Regions from separate parts of the Homo sapiens genome. Here region 1 is linked to region 2. The links are chromatin loops, found by intact Hi-C in ENCODE. Cell type or tissue: GM12878. All regions are shown on one strand. Region 1 has its middle 52 kb from the start of KCNA3. Region 2 has its middle 25 kb from the start of KCNA2.

Region 1 (8,000 bases), 95 kb before region 2:
TCAACATAGGTTTGCTGTGGGAAACTGGGGCTCAATTCCACTGGGATCCTCTGGGAGACTGTGCAAAACAGCCTCAGAGTTGTTCCAGTGGAGGGATAAGGAAGTCAGGGTATTTATCCCCCAACTCCCATCTGTCATTAGTTGAAGACTTCTCCCAGGAGCATCAACTCCCTGCACTTCAAACCTGAACTGTGCACAGGCTGAGCATGCTCCTGCCTCCAAAGAAATCCACAAGACAAAGAGAGCCACAGATGCTTCTGAAACAGGAAATTTTCCTTGACCCCTTTACGGGCCCCCCAGCAGGGGTGTCTCACTTACTCAGTCCACAGCTCTCAACCCCTCAGGGGATGGGGAGCACACAGGTGAGCGGGTACAGGAGCCAAAGCAAGTGCTTTTGGGTGCTGGCAGAAGCAAAACTCCATGCTGCCCCACGGGCACATCTAGGAGGTGCTTGCAACCCCTGAAGCCCCAGAAGGTGTATGTTACAGTGCTCTTTTAGCTTTCCTGTCCATGGACAGATTAAATGTTTAACAGCTCAGTGGACCCTCCACCTTTTCACAGGGGCAGAGGGTCAGTGTGACAGCTTTCTATACCCTGAGCTCTTGTCTGGCATCTGGGAAAAATTGGTCACACAAACCAATTGAAGGATAGTAAATGTAGGGGATTTTATTGCTAATGGAAGTGGCTCTCAGTGGGAGGGAGAGTGGGAAAGGGGATGGGGTGGAAAGGTATTCTTACCCTGAAGTCTGGCCATCTGCAGCTGGACTCCAAAGTCCCACAGTCAAGCCATCCCTCTGAAGTCAAGCTGCTTCCCTCTGACGTCAAACTGCAGTCTCCAACATCCAGATGCTTCTCCTCTTCTCTTCTTGTCTGCTCTTTTCCAGTGGAGGGTGGGGTTTTTATGGGTACAGGATGGGGGGCAGGATGGGCCATGGGTGGTTTTGGCAAAGGCAACATTCAAGCAGGAAAACAGGAATGCATGTTCTCACTTTGGGCCGCAGTTCTAGGCTTAAGGGTGGGGATTCACCAGGGACCCCATCTTTTTCTGCCTAGAATTTATCTGCCTCTTGTCCCTATCACTTTCAGTGAGTAGCTAGCAGCTTATATCATGAGTGTCAAGGGAATATGGACACAGGTGAAACTGCCATTGCAAAATTGTAACTAAGACAGTGACAGAGATCTGACCTAACCAACTCCATCTTGCTTCTAACCTCCTAGCTGTTCTTGTTCATTCCTGGGTGTAGGCTGAACTAACTATAGGAGGAAAGTTTATAGTTAAAACAAAGGTGATAACAGGCCTTTCCCAAAGCAAACTCCTTTTTTTTTTTTTTTTTTTTTTTTTTTTTTGTGAGACAGAGCCTTACTCTGTCACCCAGGCTCTAGTGCAGTTGTGTGATCTCAGTTCGCTGAAACCTCTGCCTCCCGGATTCAAGCAATTCTCCTGACTCAGCCTCCTAAGTAGCTGGGACTACAGGTGTGCACCACCATGCCTGGCTACTTTTTCCAAGCTGGTCTCAAGCTCCTGACCTCACGTGATCTGCCTGCCTCAGCCTCCCAAAGTGCTGGGATTACAGATGTGAGCCACCACCACCGGCCAAATCCCCTTCTTGCCTGGGGACTAGATTGCCTTTGTAGGATGAATGAATTAGCCAAAAGATTAGAAATTATGGTTTAAGAATCATACAGCTGGAGGCTACAAGATTCTGACTCTTCTCAAATTGCTCCCGGGGATAATATCACTATTGTAAGCCTAAGATCAGTGCTTGAGATCCTGCACTTGATGGATCAGCTGGCACCACCCAGATGGATAAACTGGCTCATCCGATCTTGTGACCCCCACCCAGGAACTGACTCAGCACAAGAAGACAGTTTTGCCTTCCTATGATTTCATCTTTGACCTGACCAATCAGCACTCCTGACTCATTGGCTGCCCCCCACCCACCACGTTATCCTTAAAAATTCTGATCCCCGAATGCTCAGGGAGACTGATTTGAGTAATAATAAAACTCCAGTCTCCCACACAGCCAGCTCTGCATGAATTACTCTTTCCCTGTTGCAATTCTCCTGTCTTGATAAATGGGCTCTGTCTAGGCAGCAGGCAAGGTGAACCCATTGGGTGGTTACACAGGTACTGACAATATCTGCTACAACTAGGATGACACTTGCCTCCCTAGGGCTTACTAGGTTCTTCTTATATAGTAGGTGCTCAATAAATATTTGTTGAATTGAATTGGCATAGGTCACTTGAATAAAGGAATAAGAAACCAAGATTATTTATTCACTCATTTAACAAAGATTTATTAAGAATTTACCAAATCCATGCACAGTGCAAGAACTTGAAGATGCCAGCCCTGTATAATTTTGGGCTTGGTACAAAATTATTACCCTTAACAACCAATCAACCAATCCTGGCCTTTACCCATTACACCATTACAGTCAGCCAATAACCCTGAGGTCTTCCCAAGAACTGACTTTGGCTGAATTAGCAAGTACAAACCTCTGTGTGATTCTGATGGTGAGCATTTATTGCAGTACTTGGGGATAAGATTAACCTCCTATGCACCCTTATTAAGCTCTTATTCTTCCAAGTTCTCAGATTATAGAGAAGATAAGTCCCTTATAGGGTCATCTGGACCAGCTGAAGCAAACAATTCCCAAATGTTTGCTGGCCTTTGCTCTGGATTTTCACCACTTTATGAAATTAACTTGGAGAATCAGAGCCTCACTACTGAATAGAGACTAAAAAAAATATTGGTACTCTTGACATTGAGACCCTTTCCTTCCATCTTTCCTACACCCAAACCATCTGAGACCAGTGGGACTTACTGCTCTTTTTAGGTCAGATGTCCCATTACAGAAACTCTTCCCCCACACTTTGGTTTCTACATCATAATAAATTATTCTCTCAAAGTCTCAGAAATAGTTTCTTTCTTTCTGTTGTCATTCTAGAGTCAGCCAAGCCCACAGTGCAGACAATTCCAGAAACAACCCTTTCCCAATACCAGAGCAACTCTAGTGAGCAACATTTCCCAAGGGCAGGCTTGTCAGACACCGGAGCAGACTCCAGGGCAATGGTTCCTGTCTCACATCAAACTCCTGCTTCTGTCCCTGCATACTGAAGAGCTCCCTGTCTCCCTGGCTGGCTCAGTCCCTTGATGTGCGCTTTTAATATTCATCTCCTTCTCCCTCTCTTGATGTGAATTAAAAGAGCAACTTGCAAGGCAAACAAGAGGAAAATAACAGATTGCTGCTGCTCATTAAAGCTTCAGCTCAATACAGTCTGATAAGAGCTACAAGACTGGCTTCCCCTCCCAGTCGAGGGTGGGGGAGTTGGGGGCATGATGATCATAGTACCTTGGATATGCTCTGGGCTCAAGGGATTTTACAGATGGAAATGCATTTTTCTTCCTGAATCTTTACTGTCTGTTGGAACCCCAGAGTTTAAGCTTATCACTTTCATTTTCCTGACATACAATCTTAGAGAATTCACTTCATTGTTTTGGGTTTCATTTAGTTTTTCTGCCTGAAAATGGAAAAAAGATTAATAGCCTCCTAAGTGAACTGTGTAATGCTAAACAAATGAATAAATATGAAAGCATTTTGGAAGAATTATCTTCTCTCTCTCTCTTTCACTTTCTCTTTCTTCCCATCAGTATTTCAATCTGCTTGAACAGCTTTTCTAAATCTTAAAATAATGAAGTCTTCCTCCAATCACAGGTCTTACTTTAGCTACTGCACTATTTCTTTTCTCCCCTTTGAAGTGAAACCTCATAAAATGTTGTCTATATTTGTTACCTTCATTTCCTCTTTCCACCCCCACTCTTCAACCCACTACAATCTGGCTTCCACCCCATCACTCCCCTGAAACTGTTCTCACTATGACCACCAATGACCCTGTTGTCAAATTCAAGTAATATCATTTTAGTTATTATCTAACTTGACCCTTTTTTCCCCAGCTGGTGATTCTTTCCTCCTGTATCTACACAATTCTCTTTCCTTGGTACCCAAACATTACTATCTCTAGGTTATTCTCCTACCTCTCTGGCTAATCCTTCTCAGGCAACTTCCTCTGTTTCTCATTAAATGTCAGTGTTTCCAGCCACTCTTCTCATTATAGATTTCTTTAGGGATTTGATTTACACCCCAAACTTCATCTCCCATCTGTATATAAATAACTCCTAAGTCTACATCTCCAGCTTAAATCTGTCTCCAGAAGTATAGACCCATTTACCCAGCTGTTTACATTCAACCCCACAAATAATGACACCCCCTTTTTCAAAGAATTCAGTGGCTCCCCTTAACCATCAGGACAAAGTTTAAACTCATGAGCGTGGTATCCAAGGCCTTTCTCACTCTTATCTCTCTGCACTTCACCCCTCCAACTCCATGCTCCTCCCACTCTGCACCTGCAGTCCCCACACAGAGTTTTGCCTCCGAGTCATTGCACATGTTCTTCCCTCTCCAAGGAATTATTTTTTTCTCTACCCCTTATTTTCATGGCCTGACAAACTATGACCTTCCCTGGAAGACTCAGCATAGATACCACCTTTTCTGGGAATTCTTCACAGTTGGGTTTGGTCCCCCCACCTTGAATGCTCCTCAGCATCCTGTGGTTCCCACCTCCTAACATTTATCACATGGCACTGTGGTAACCTATTTACTTTTCTTACCCCCAAATGAAGTCACTTTTGCTGTTTCTTCTTATTAAAAATAATGCATACTCGATATAAAAATAAAAAGACAAGCAAAAAGAGTATTAAAAAATCTGATAATCTTGCCCACCTATTTACTGCCAGCCACAAGATGTTGTTCTAGGTGCTGCAAGGAATAAAGGCATGAATAAGGCATGGTGCCCAACCACGGCAGAGGGAGAAAAGTGTTGGGGGGAGCTTTTATTGAGTGCTGGGACATGCCAGGCAGCACCCAGGGGCTTTGCCTGTGCTATTTCTCATGTGTGTCCCCCACCAGACTGAAAACTCACTGAGAGCAGTAACCGTATCCTTGTTTTTAGTGCCAACTCCAGCGTCTGGCATGAAATAGATCCTTAATAAACACCCAAATAAAGAGTGTGCAGTATGCTGATGAATGATAATTATCGCTACATTAAAAAATACGTAAAGACTCATTTTTTCCTCTTTGGATGAAAGAAAGATTATGGCACTAGAAATTTAAAAAGCATTTCCAGCAAGACTCCCACCCTACTGAATCTAAGTAGACACCAGTGGTTATTTTCACACTCACAGAGCACAGGCTTGCTGAATTTTTTCTATTCTAAAGCCCACATCCCTCTCTTAATATGCTATTTCCACCTTCCTCCCTCAGCAAAATATTATACATACATGTATACATGCACACACATAGATATAATAGCTGCATTGCATTGAAAAGCTAATGGAGAGATGTTAATACTAGCTATGTCTGTGTGGGTAGAATTATCAGACTTTTTAATACTCTTTTTGCTTGTATTTTTATTTATATATTGAGCATGTATTATTTTTAATAAGAAGGAACAGCAAAAGTTACTTCATTTGGGGGTCACAATCTGCAGTAACATGAAGTAGAACTTATAAGCTGAGCAATGATACTTTTTTTTGTTTGTTTTTGACACGGAGTCTCACTCTGTTGCCCATGCTGGAGTGCAGTGGCGCGATCTCGGCTCACTGCAAGCTCCCCCTCCCGGGTTCATGCCATTCTTCTGCCTCAGCCTCCCGAGTAGCTGGGACTACAGGCGCCCACCACCACGCCCAGCTAATTTTTTTTTTTTTTTTTGTATTTTTAGTACAGACGGGGTTTCACCGTGTTAGCCAGGATGGTCTCGATCTCCTGACCTTGTAATCCACCCGCCTCAGCCTCCCAAAGTGCTGGGATTACAGGCATGAGCCACCGTGCCCAGCCAAGCGATGATACTTTTAAGAGGATATTACAACTGGGGACATGGAGAGAACAGTGTAACACAAGGAAAGTTTTAATTTAATTCAATCCACAGGCATTGATCATCTGCCAGCCACAAGATGTTACTCTAGGTGCTGCAAGGAATAAAGGCATGAATAAGGCATGGTGCCCAACCCCAGCAGGGGGAGAAAAGTGTTGGGGGAGCTTTTACTGAGTGCTGGGACATGCCAGGCAGCACCTAGGTGCTTTGCCTGTGCTATTTCTCATAATCCTCACAATGATCCTATGAGGTAAGTATCACAATCCTGTTTTTGTAGATGGGGAAATTGAGGCACAGAGAGGTTTATTGACAGACTCAAAAATCAGTTAGTTAACCAGGATTTAAACCTATGTTATTTCTGATTTCATCCCCTTTGCACCGCACAAAACTGGGTTTGTGAAGTATCTCTTAAGGAAGGTGTGAGTATAGTAGGGTTTCTATTAGTGGTTCGGGGAAGGCTTTCTGGAAACCCTATGTGGGCCAGGCTTCAAGACGGGGGTATGAATATGGGAGAAGAGCTATACCATGAGCCTCAGGGAGGGGCAGCATCCTTTGGGAAGATGGTGCTGGCACATACCACAGCCTGGATGGGGTCCAGGAGTCAAGTGGGGTTGGCGGCTCTCCCGACCCTATCACAGGAGGTGGGAGCAGAGCAGTGGGCCCACTAAGACTGGAAACCAGGAGTTACCAGGCTGAGAAATGGGTGGAAAACAGGAGCCAGAGGCAAGCACTCCAAGAGTGCGGTCACTGATGAAGGACACAACAGGACAAGCAGGAAGTAGCTCGGACGCCAGCAGTGATCTGCTGTGGTGAGGGCCTTTCGGAAGGTGTGTGTTCCCACCAGCCTGCTCTCACCAGGCCGTTCCAATCAGAAGAAAGACAGTGAGAAAGGGTATGACAACTTGAAGCAGTTCATGGTTTGTTAACAAAAGCAGAGATATTGGGTGTGGTGAGATGTTGAAGAGTTATCAGCAGAAAAAGCATAGTTTTCTGGGAGTTATCATCTTCTTAACTCTCCACCCATGGCCATTGTTACCAATGTTGAGGGGCCAGTGAGTGTGTGTGGGTAATGATGAAGACTTGTGTTCATCAATTTATTGGTGAATCTTCCCTGCTCCTGTGGTTCCAAGACTGTTTTTTGACCCTGGTCATACAAATATAAACAACCATCTCACCCAGGGCCAGTAACATAATTTTCAGGGCCCAGTACAAAATGAAAATATCGAGCTCCTTGTTCAAAAACCAGAGGGAAATAAGGCCATTAAGGGTCACCAAAGCATAAAACTTTTTCTTTCTTCCACAATTTTTTTTTACTAGTCATGATGTTTTTAATTTGATATTTAATGTCATTTTAAGTAAAGAAAAATTTAAAATTTAATTATTAGTATGAATTTTACTATTCTTTATGTTGTGTAGTGTTAGTTGTAAATGAAAATAAGTGCATTTGACTCATACGTGGAATCATTGAAATTACACAGTTCATATTTCCTAGCTCTTACTTGCGTATATATTTTGTCCTTACCAGAGCAGCGGGAACACTGCACAAAACTAACTCAACTGTTTTAATTTTACTTCTTGATAACGTGCATGTTCCATCAATACTCTTGACCTTCAGCTTACTGATGAGTAAGGAAGGGCTGAAAGGAAAAGGAACTATGGGTTGTCCTGTCTTTCCCTTTCTTCTGTGTCATCATTTTCAGCGTAAGTGGTTGGTTAACACAGGGAAGAAATGAGTAAGAAGGATATGATAGGGTTCCTCACTTGTCCACATTCCTTAGAAAGCCATTGCTTTCTTTCTATGTGAAGCAAGCTCTGGTTCGAATGGAAGGCATGGCCTGTCGGGCTGTCAGCACCCCTGATTACTCAATTACATATGTAACACACTTAACCTTGCACCACTTTCAGTCTCCTGGAACTTCCACGCACTGTGGTTCCACCAGAATTCTGCATTTGTGGGACATGGCAAATGCTATATGTGAACAGGCCATCAAGGAACAACTGCATGAGTCCATCTGTTCCAGTCTGGTGTCCCCTTGCTTCTGCGCCTGTCCCTCTTCCTGGAGCATGT
Region 2 (8,000 bases):
CATCTGAGACTAGAACCCAAAGTCACCTGGCCTCCTTGGCAGCTAAGAATTTGCCTTAGTTTAATTGAAGAGATACTGACCCCCCAAACCCAGTGGGAGGCTTCTTGGCCTCTGCAGTGATTGTCAATTTGTGGGAAGTGACATCCCAAACACCAGCACTTTCCCATCATTGTCCTGATGGTCCACCCCTATCCTTGCAGGGACTGTTCCAGGGTCAGCCCTTTAACACCCATGGTTTTCAGGCCCACACCTGACCGATCTTCCCTTCTGAGAAGACAGCCATGACACCAAGAATCCCTCTTCTTATAAAACAAATCTCAAGCTCCTTCCAGTATCTCTGTCTCAATGTTGAGAGATTTTCCCACGATTCATCAGACCCACTCTAAGATTCACCCCCATTTCCTGATTCTCACTGTCCAGAAAATGCCATGTGCCAGACTATGAACCTGGCTGTAGCCACCTGTGGATCAGAAAAAAAAAAAAAAAAAGGGCGATGAGTCAAAGTAAGGATCCAGAGGGTCAGAGAAGTATCCCTGGTGGCTTAGCCAAAACCTCCACACCCAACAGCTATGGGCTTCACCATCTGAGTACCTCTTTTGATTCCAGTCCCACTCTCAACTTCCCTCATGAAATGAAGAACTGCAAATACGGTAACCTGCTATGGAAACTGAGAAAAGCAAAGCAGCCTATCTTTTATTCTCGCTCTGCCTTCTGGTCCTTCCCCGGGGCCACTGGGGCTGGAGCTGAGCCGAGCAGCTGGGTTTTCCCCTGAGCAGTGACTCACAGATGTAGTTTCTCTGGCACAAATCTTCAGAACAGTCCCAGCTGGGAAGTCTTCCTGGTGGCCAAGTGATCCCTCACAGCTGCCAGCCTGGCAACAAGGGATCCCAGCTGGTGCTAAGTGATGAAGAACAGGCCTGGGCTTTGTTCCTCAGCTAAAGAACCTGTCTGTTCCACTCACTGGATCCCAGATGTAATTCATCATCAAGGTCACTGAGGAGCACCCAAGCCCTTGGCCCATCAATACCACTTTAGTAAAGTCAGATTTCTGAGAGGCGTCACAACTACCACTAAAGAGCATCAGCTCATTGCCAAGTGCATTACAGAGGTCCTGGCACTACCCATGTTCCTGCCAAGTGCTTAGGCATTAAAATTGACTGGGGCAAGCAGAAGGGACACACTGCCAAGGATACACCCTCCAGTACAGGAAGGCAACAGGCTCACGCAGTGTCAGGGCTAGGCAAGATCATGATTTTTCACAGTTTTAGGCAGCAGAATCCTCTTTCCAAACAAAATCTCATGCAGAAGTCTAGAATTCTGGCAGATTCAAGGGTAGCTGCTCAGCTGGAGACCAAGGTGGGGCCAGGAACTGATCCCCTGCAGATTCCCTGTAATCTTCCCACCCCCCAGCTCTGCAACACCACCCAGGTACCTTTAGCCTCTTTCACTGAATCGCTGGGGTCCACCTGACAAGGCTGAAAACTTGCCACTCTGGTCAGCCTCTTGGCATTCAGAGGGGGAAACTGAGGCTGGTAGAATATGACATGCATTTCCCAAGGTCACATGGTGAATATGTACTACAAATTCAGGAGAATAAAAAGTCTTGTCAACCAAGCTTTTAGTGAACCAGAACATCTGTACAGACCGGCAGTCCATAAGGGTTGGAAGAGTAAGTGATTACAGACATAAAGTTAATTTTTATTTTGTCTCAGCCACTTTTTTGCTGCCTGTCCTCAGGCAAGTCACCCAAGTCCAGCTGGCCTAGGGCTGGATTACATCCAGTGGCCTTTTGAGGCATCCCCTGCTCATCTTTCATTATCTAGAACACGACAAGACCCCCTCTCAGAGCTGCCCACCCATTCCCTCCTCAGCCATCAAAGGCCTTGGCACCTGGCTCCCAGGCTTCCCCTCAAATTCAGTTATCACCCTGACATCCAGAATCCTGGGGACCAAAACCTTTGACCTTTTCCTCTCCAGGCTCCTACACCCTGACTCTGCTTGGGGACCCCACTCAAGGCCACATCCTGAACTTTGACGGGACTTGCACTCCTTGGGAATTTTAAACTCAAACATCCCACTCTCACCTCTCTGCCTTCAAGTTTCTTGCTTCTGAATCCCATATGCATGGTCTCTGGCATGTTTTTGATACCTTCCACCCTTGAGCACTGTCTTCTCTCCCCAGCCTATCAGTGTCCTGCTGTCAGCACTCCCACCAGTCCAGTAGCCCAGAACCCTTAGGCATTGCTTTAAGTACTTTCTTGCAAGATTTCCAACTCCAGCAACCCCCTTCCTGCTCCCTCACCAGCACAGTCCCACCCTGCATCAATAACATGGTGGCCTTTTCACTCCTTTACCCAGTCTAGGGGTCCCAATAGGGAAAATCCCATAGCCACAAGGAGAGGAAGTACTGCCACGTCCTTCCTTTTCACCAGGATCTGGGCAGAGTTCGGTCTGTCTTAGTGAAGACCTTTCAGTTCCAGGTGCCTGAGGACCCTAACCTCAGCCAGCCTCTGTACTCTCAGCCAAAGCCAATCCCAATCCATTCTCACCTCCTACCATCAAAGAAGTGTCCCAGGTCTGGGCCAGGCGAGGTGGCTGACACCTGTAATCCCAGCACTTTGGGAGGCCGAGGCAGGTGGCTCACCTGAGGTCAGGAGTCCAAGACCAGCCCGGCCAACATGGTGAAACCCCATCTCTACTAAAAATACAAAAATTAGTCTGGCATGATGGTGGGCTCCTGTAATCCCAGCTGCTTGGGAGGCTGAGATAGGAGAATCGCTTGAGCCTGGAAGGTGGAGGTTGCAGTGAGCCAAGATTGCACCATTGCGCTCCAGCCTGGGCAACGAGAGCAAAACTCCATCTCAAAAAATAAAATAAAAATAAAGAAGTGTCCCAGGTCTTATCTGAGCATGGCCCCTCCACCTGTGCTCTGAATCCCTTCTTACTTCTGCCCTCCAGGAATTCTCTCTCCTTATTTTCCTGCATCTTCAACTACTCATTTTGTATCTATTTCTCTCCATAAGTTTCTTCCATGTTAAAACAAATGAAAAACCTTAAACAAATAAAACCTTGTTTAATCCTACATTCCCTTCACCTACCACCTAATTTCATCATTTTATTTACAATCAAATGTCTTCAAAGAGTACCTATAAGCCCGTTCCTGCCTCCTCATTGCCCACTCACTCAACCCATGGAGCTCCGCCTCTGCCCAACATGGCTCCACTGAGACTGTGACCTCCGTGTTGCTTCCTCCAAATGACACATTCAGTCTCTTCTTGCCTGACCTCTCAGCTGCCTTTGAGCCAGCCTTCATCTGTGGCTTCCAAGACATCACTCTCCCCTGATTCCTCCTCTATCTATGGCTGTACCTTCTCCATTTCCTTTTCTGGCTCCTCCTTGTCTTTAGGCTTTTAAATGTTCCCACTTTTCTCTCTTCTCTTCTACATGCACCCCTACCCCCTGCATAATCTCATACATCTCAGAGGCCTCATCCGTACAGACTTCTAGATCCAGCCCAGGCCTATCTCCCAAGCTCCAGGCAGGAACATCCAAATCCCACTGCACTCCCCACTCAGGTATCCCATGGACCCCTCAGACTCAACAGGTCTACAGGGCTTGTTTAGCCTACTGACTCCATCCCTGCAGTATCTCTTTTCAGTTCATACCCACATCTTCTCTGTCTGGACCACTGCAACAGCTTCCCGGCAGGTGGTCTCCCTACCCCTGCAGTCATTGCCCCCTCAGCAGTCCATCCCCCACAGCAGCCAGAGTGATCTTCCTTAATAGAAAAATCCAGTCATGTCACCTCTCTGGCTTAAAATCCTTTAAGTTTCCCCTACCTCCAAAGTAAAGTCCAAATAACGTTGGCAGAGCCTTCTAGACCTTGTAAGATCTGGTCCCTGCTACCCTCTCCATACACTTCTCTTTTATTGCTTGCACACTGAGCTCCAGTCATAATGAATTACTTGTACGCAACTCCCTTCGCCTTCCCTGTTGTCTCCTGCCATGTTTTCCAAGTGCTGATTGCTCTTTCTAACTCTGCATGGCTAACCCACCCCTGCTAGTCTGCAGTGCTCAGTTTCTGTTTTAAGAGAAAAACCCGTTCTTGCACTCCCTGGCTGGGGTGACAGGAAACACCTGAAGATTGTTGATGAAGCATCATGCAACCAGGTCACCTAGAACCTGAAACCCTTTGAGCGCTGACCAAGAAAGGAAGTGGTGATGGGGCACATAGAAGAGTGAGCCATCATCTGGTTTCCAGCGCCAAGACTTCTGCAGGAGAGCCTCCGCTGGGCTTTCAAGTTGGTGAGAGAAGAGGAGGGGCAGCAAGGGTGAGCATGCATGTGTGGACATAACAGGCAGGGAATGATGTGAGCAAAGACAGAGAACAGGAGGTGACTGGTAGGCCATTGCTGGGGTGCAGCAAAGAGTGAGGCGAGCTGCGATGGGGAGACACCTCAAGGGCCAGACAAGGGATTTGACACCTTCATGAAAAGCAACCCGGGGATCAGTAATGGAATGGAGGCTAAAGGAAGGCACTCCAGGTACTCTGCGAAGGATTGTGAATGAGGACCTTGCAGGTGTGAAGTGACTCTAGGGTGAGGGGATGGGGTCTGAGGCTTGGAAGTGGAAAGGAAGGGACCAATCCCAAAGCATTAAGTGTAACTCCCAAACAGCCGACCAAGGCCAGACCTGTGCTTGAGACAGCAGCCCTCCTGCACGGGGCGTTGTCCATCCGTGGGCTTTGTGCTGCCATCTGGTGGTGGTGGAAAGGAAGACCAGGCTTAGTGGTTCCGGGGCTGGCTGCCTGGGGTGTGGCCAGGGGGACAGATGATTGTGAGTGAATACTGGAGTTTGCTGAGGCTCTTTGGGGAGTGAGCAGGGGGAGGCAGTGACAATGGGGTCCTCAAATCCATACAGCTTTTGAAAGATGCAATTTCTTGGCACTTTTGATTGTCCCTTTTTGCACAGCACTTAGCATAAGGTCTGTTTCAAAGTAGGTGCTTAGTGTCTGTTGTTTTTCTCAATTATAATAATGACTTAACAATTACTGAATGCCTACCATGCGCCCAGTGCTTATGTATTTTATCTAAGTTATTCTTCATAACAACTTTGAGATGAAGATGACATGATGATTTTGGGTAATAGGAGAAAGAACTGAAACCATGAATCCATTGAACAGCTTGGTAAATATTTACTGAGCACCCATTCTGTGTCATGCTGTGCTGGGCACTGGGGACACGGAGGTGAGTGCCACAAGTAGGTTCTGACTTTCTAGAACTTGGAAGAGAAAAGGGATGCTATGCAAATAATACATAGTAACTCATTTATTTTAATTGTAACTAAATATCCTAAAAAGGAGAAAAAGTACAGAGCACTGGCCGGGTGTGGTGGCTCACACCTGTAATCCCAGCACTTTGGGAGGCCGAGGTGGGCGGATCACCTGAGGTCAGGAGTTTGAGACCAGCCTGACCAACATGGAGAAACCCTGTCTCTACTAAAAAAAAATTACAAAAATTAGTCGGGCATGGTGGCGCATGCCTGTAATCCCAGCTACTTGGGAGGCTGAGGCAGGAGAATCGCTTGAACCCAGGAGACAGAGGTTGCGGTGAGCCAAGATGGCACCATTGCACTCCAGCCTGGACAACAAGAGCAAAACTCCGTCTCAAAAAAAAAAAAAAAAAAAAAAAGTACAGAGCACTTAGAGATGTTAACTCACTTTTGAGTCCATTTGATTTAAAAAAACGCTTCTTCCAGTCAAACCTACCCACCACTGCATTACATGAATTCAAATGATAAATGAATACCCTTTTCTTTCTTTTATTCTTCAGCTTTTACTTCCCTGTGTTTAATTCGGTCTCCTCGTTTTTCTCTCGTCTTAATTAACTCCTGTTTTCTGCCAATACCATACATTTCTGTCTGTTACTATCATCATTTGTTGAATGAGTATATAAATTAATGAGTGAATTCACTGACACATTTATGCCACAAACAGGTGTCTGTCATCCACCGAGGGTCAGACACCAGATGCTCAGTGTGCTTATAGATACACAGTTCCTGCCCTCAAGTTGCTCACAACTAGTGAGGAGAAAAACATAGCAACAAATAATTTAAAGTGCTGAATACACACAGGGGAAGGAGAGAGTAACTGTGCTGAGGAAGAGGTGCCTCACTGAGCTGCTTCTCAGGGTAGTCTACAAACGTTAACAGCATCTGGACAAATTCCAGCTATCACACCAGATCCTTTGATAAATGTTCTACAGTGGCACCTCCATTTATGTTGTGTCAGGGACATAGGTCTCATTATTAATTTTCTGATATATTGAGACTTATTCAATTTCTATAATAAAAATGCATTTCCAAAACCAGTAGTTCCCAAACTTTCATATCCATTGGGGATTGTCTGGAATGATGATCTTGGGGCCATTGGTGGGGACCTTAAAAATCACTCGCTGATTGGGGATCATTTGGTGATTTGGTGGTAATTGGGGATCACTAACAGCCACTAAACTCAGGCTCTCACCCCAAGACATTCTGATTTAATTTATCCAAAATGTGACCTCAGCACTAGAATTTTAAAGCTTCCCCAGGCAATTCTAATATGCAGCCAACATTTGGGAGCCATTCTTGAAGATCCTCAGGGATCTAGCCTGGGACATGAATGATATCAAATGCAAATTTGAGGAGAACACATCAGGTCTTGCTGCCAAGAAAGAGGTAAAACCAGGCATGGTGCAGCACCACCATGATTCCCAGGGGAATCAGCTCTGCTGAGCTCTAAAGCAATCTACAGGATTATGAAGCTGTGTCCATGTATTCAATAAACAATCATTTAGTATCTACTTTTAGCACAAGTCAGTCCATCTCTGCTCTGAAGGATCTGGTTGGGGGAGAGAGGCCTAAAATGTACAGACGAATTCTGTGGGATTGGTGATAATGTGTGGGAAGTCTAGAGTGTCAAAGAAGCACTGCAGTGGGGCATCTAATCTGACCTCCTGCCTTCTTTCAAGTCATCACCTCTTGTCCAGTCCTCTACAGAGACGCCTCAACCAACAAATATTTATGGGGCACCTGTTTAAGTCAGGCACCAGATGCCGGACACTGGACAAGGCCCCCATCAGGCAGTACAGAGATGGACACAATGGGTCTCTGCTCTCAAGGAGTTCCCAGTCTGGGGTGAGGGAGTTTTGCTCTCTCATTTCTCTTATGCAAAATAGCTTTGTGTGAGTACTGTCACCAAGTGGAAACCAGTGGAATACGGAGGATGGTCAGGCCCATTCTAACACCCAGGAGGCTTCTTCACAGTGAACCTAACAAGATGAATGGCGTTTCAGAGGGCGATCATGGAAGAAGGGGACAGCATTTCATTCCCCACCCACTTTGCTGCACTCTCCCACTGCTCCCTCTTTTTATAAAGTCCATGGATCAAAACTGGATGCAAACTCCCAGTCAAGATATACCCAGTGTGGAGGACAGAATGGAGAACTGCTTCCTGGCCTTTGCAGCACCCAGGACCATTAATGCTCAGGGCTAAATACTGTCTTTTCCCCCATCAGGGCACAAGAACAACTTGTGATCAGTTAAAAGCCCTTCAACCATCACCATCATCTCCAAACAATAAGACTAACTTGGGAGTTAACAGTGGCCTTTTAATCATCCATATCTTAGTGAATTCAAGAAATGAGGAAATTCAGTGTTGCCCAAGAGTAGTCCCTCTAAATATGTTTCCCGCATTGCATTGCACTACTTTCAGTACCCTCTTTTCCCACTTCCTATTCTTGCTATGTCACTTCCTGTCCACCTCATAGGAGTTTCTCCCTCTTCACTTTGTCCCCATCAAGCCTGGCATTATTATTATTTTTTTTTTTTTTGAGACAGGGTCTCACTGTTTTTCCAGGCTGGAGTGCAGTGGTGGGATCGTGGCTCACTGCAATCTCGAACTTCTGGGCTCAAGGGTTGTATTAACATTTTTTATAATTATGTTAGTCCTAGATGTCTCT

What was found. Hi-C counts contacts between places; a loop is a spot of excess contacts. Peaks named below come from ENCODE experiments on the same cell type or tissue, not always from the same donor. Only the 100,000 strongest peaks of a DNase experiment are listed, where the experiment ranks them.
Region 1: a loop joins it to region 2, with 4 times the contacts of the local background. A loop is called at or near these places in 6 of 110 quality-filtered maps.

Annotation. Positions count from the first base shown.
Region 1 is chr1:110,722,690-110,730,689 of GRCh38, reverse strand. No RefSeq gene overlaps it. Among named protein-coding and RNA genes, the nearest start is that of KCNA3, 52 kb to the right of the region's middle. In GM12878, no CTCF peak of the experiment used is centred here; a DNase peak (open chromatin) is centred at 3,819; H3K4me3 peaks cover 915 bases; H3K27ac peaks cover 1,663 bases.
Region 2 is chr1:110,627,700-110,635,699 of GRCh38, reverse strand. It overlaps a transcript of KCNA2 not described here. Among named protein-coding and RNA genes, the nearest start is that of KCNA2, 25 kb to the right of the region's middle. RefSeq lists enhancers at 778-967, 3,829-3,878, 4,259-4,398. In GM12878, a CTCF peak has its summit at 4,753 (motif pointing left); DNase peaks (open chromatin) are centred at 699, 4,179 and 4,719; H3K4me3 peaks cover 537 bases; H3K27ac peaks cover 3,501 bases.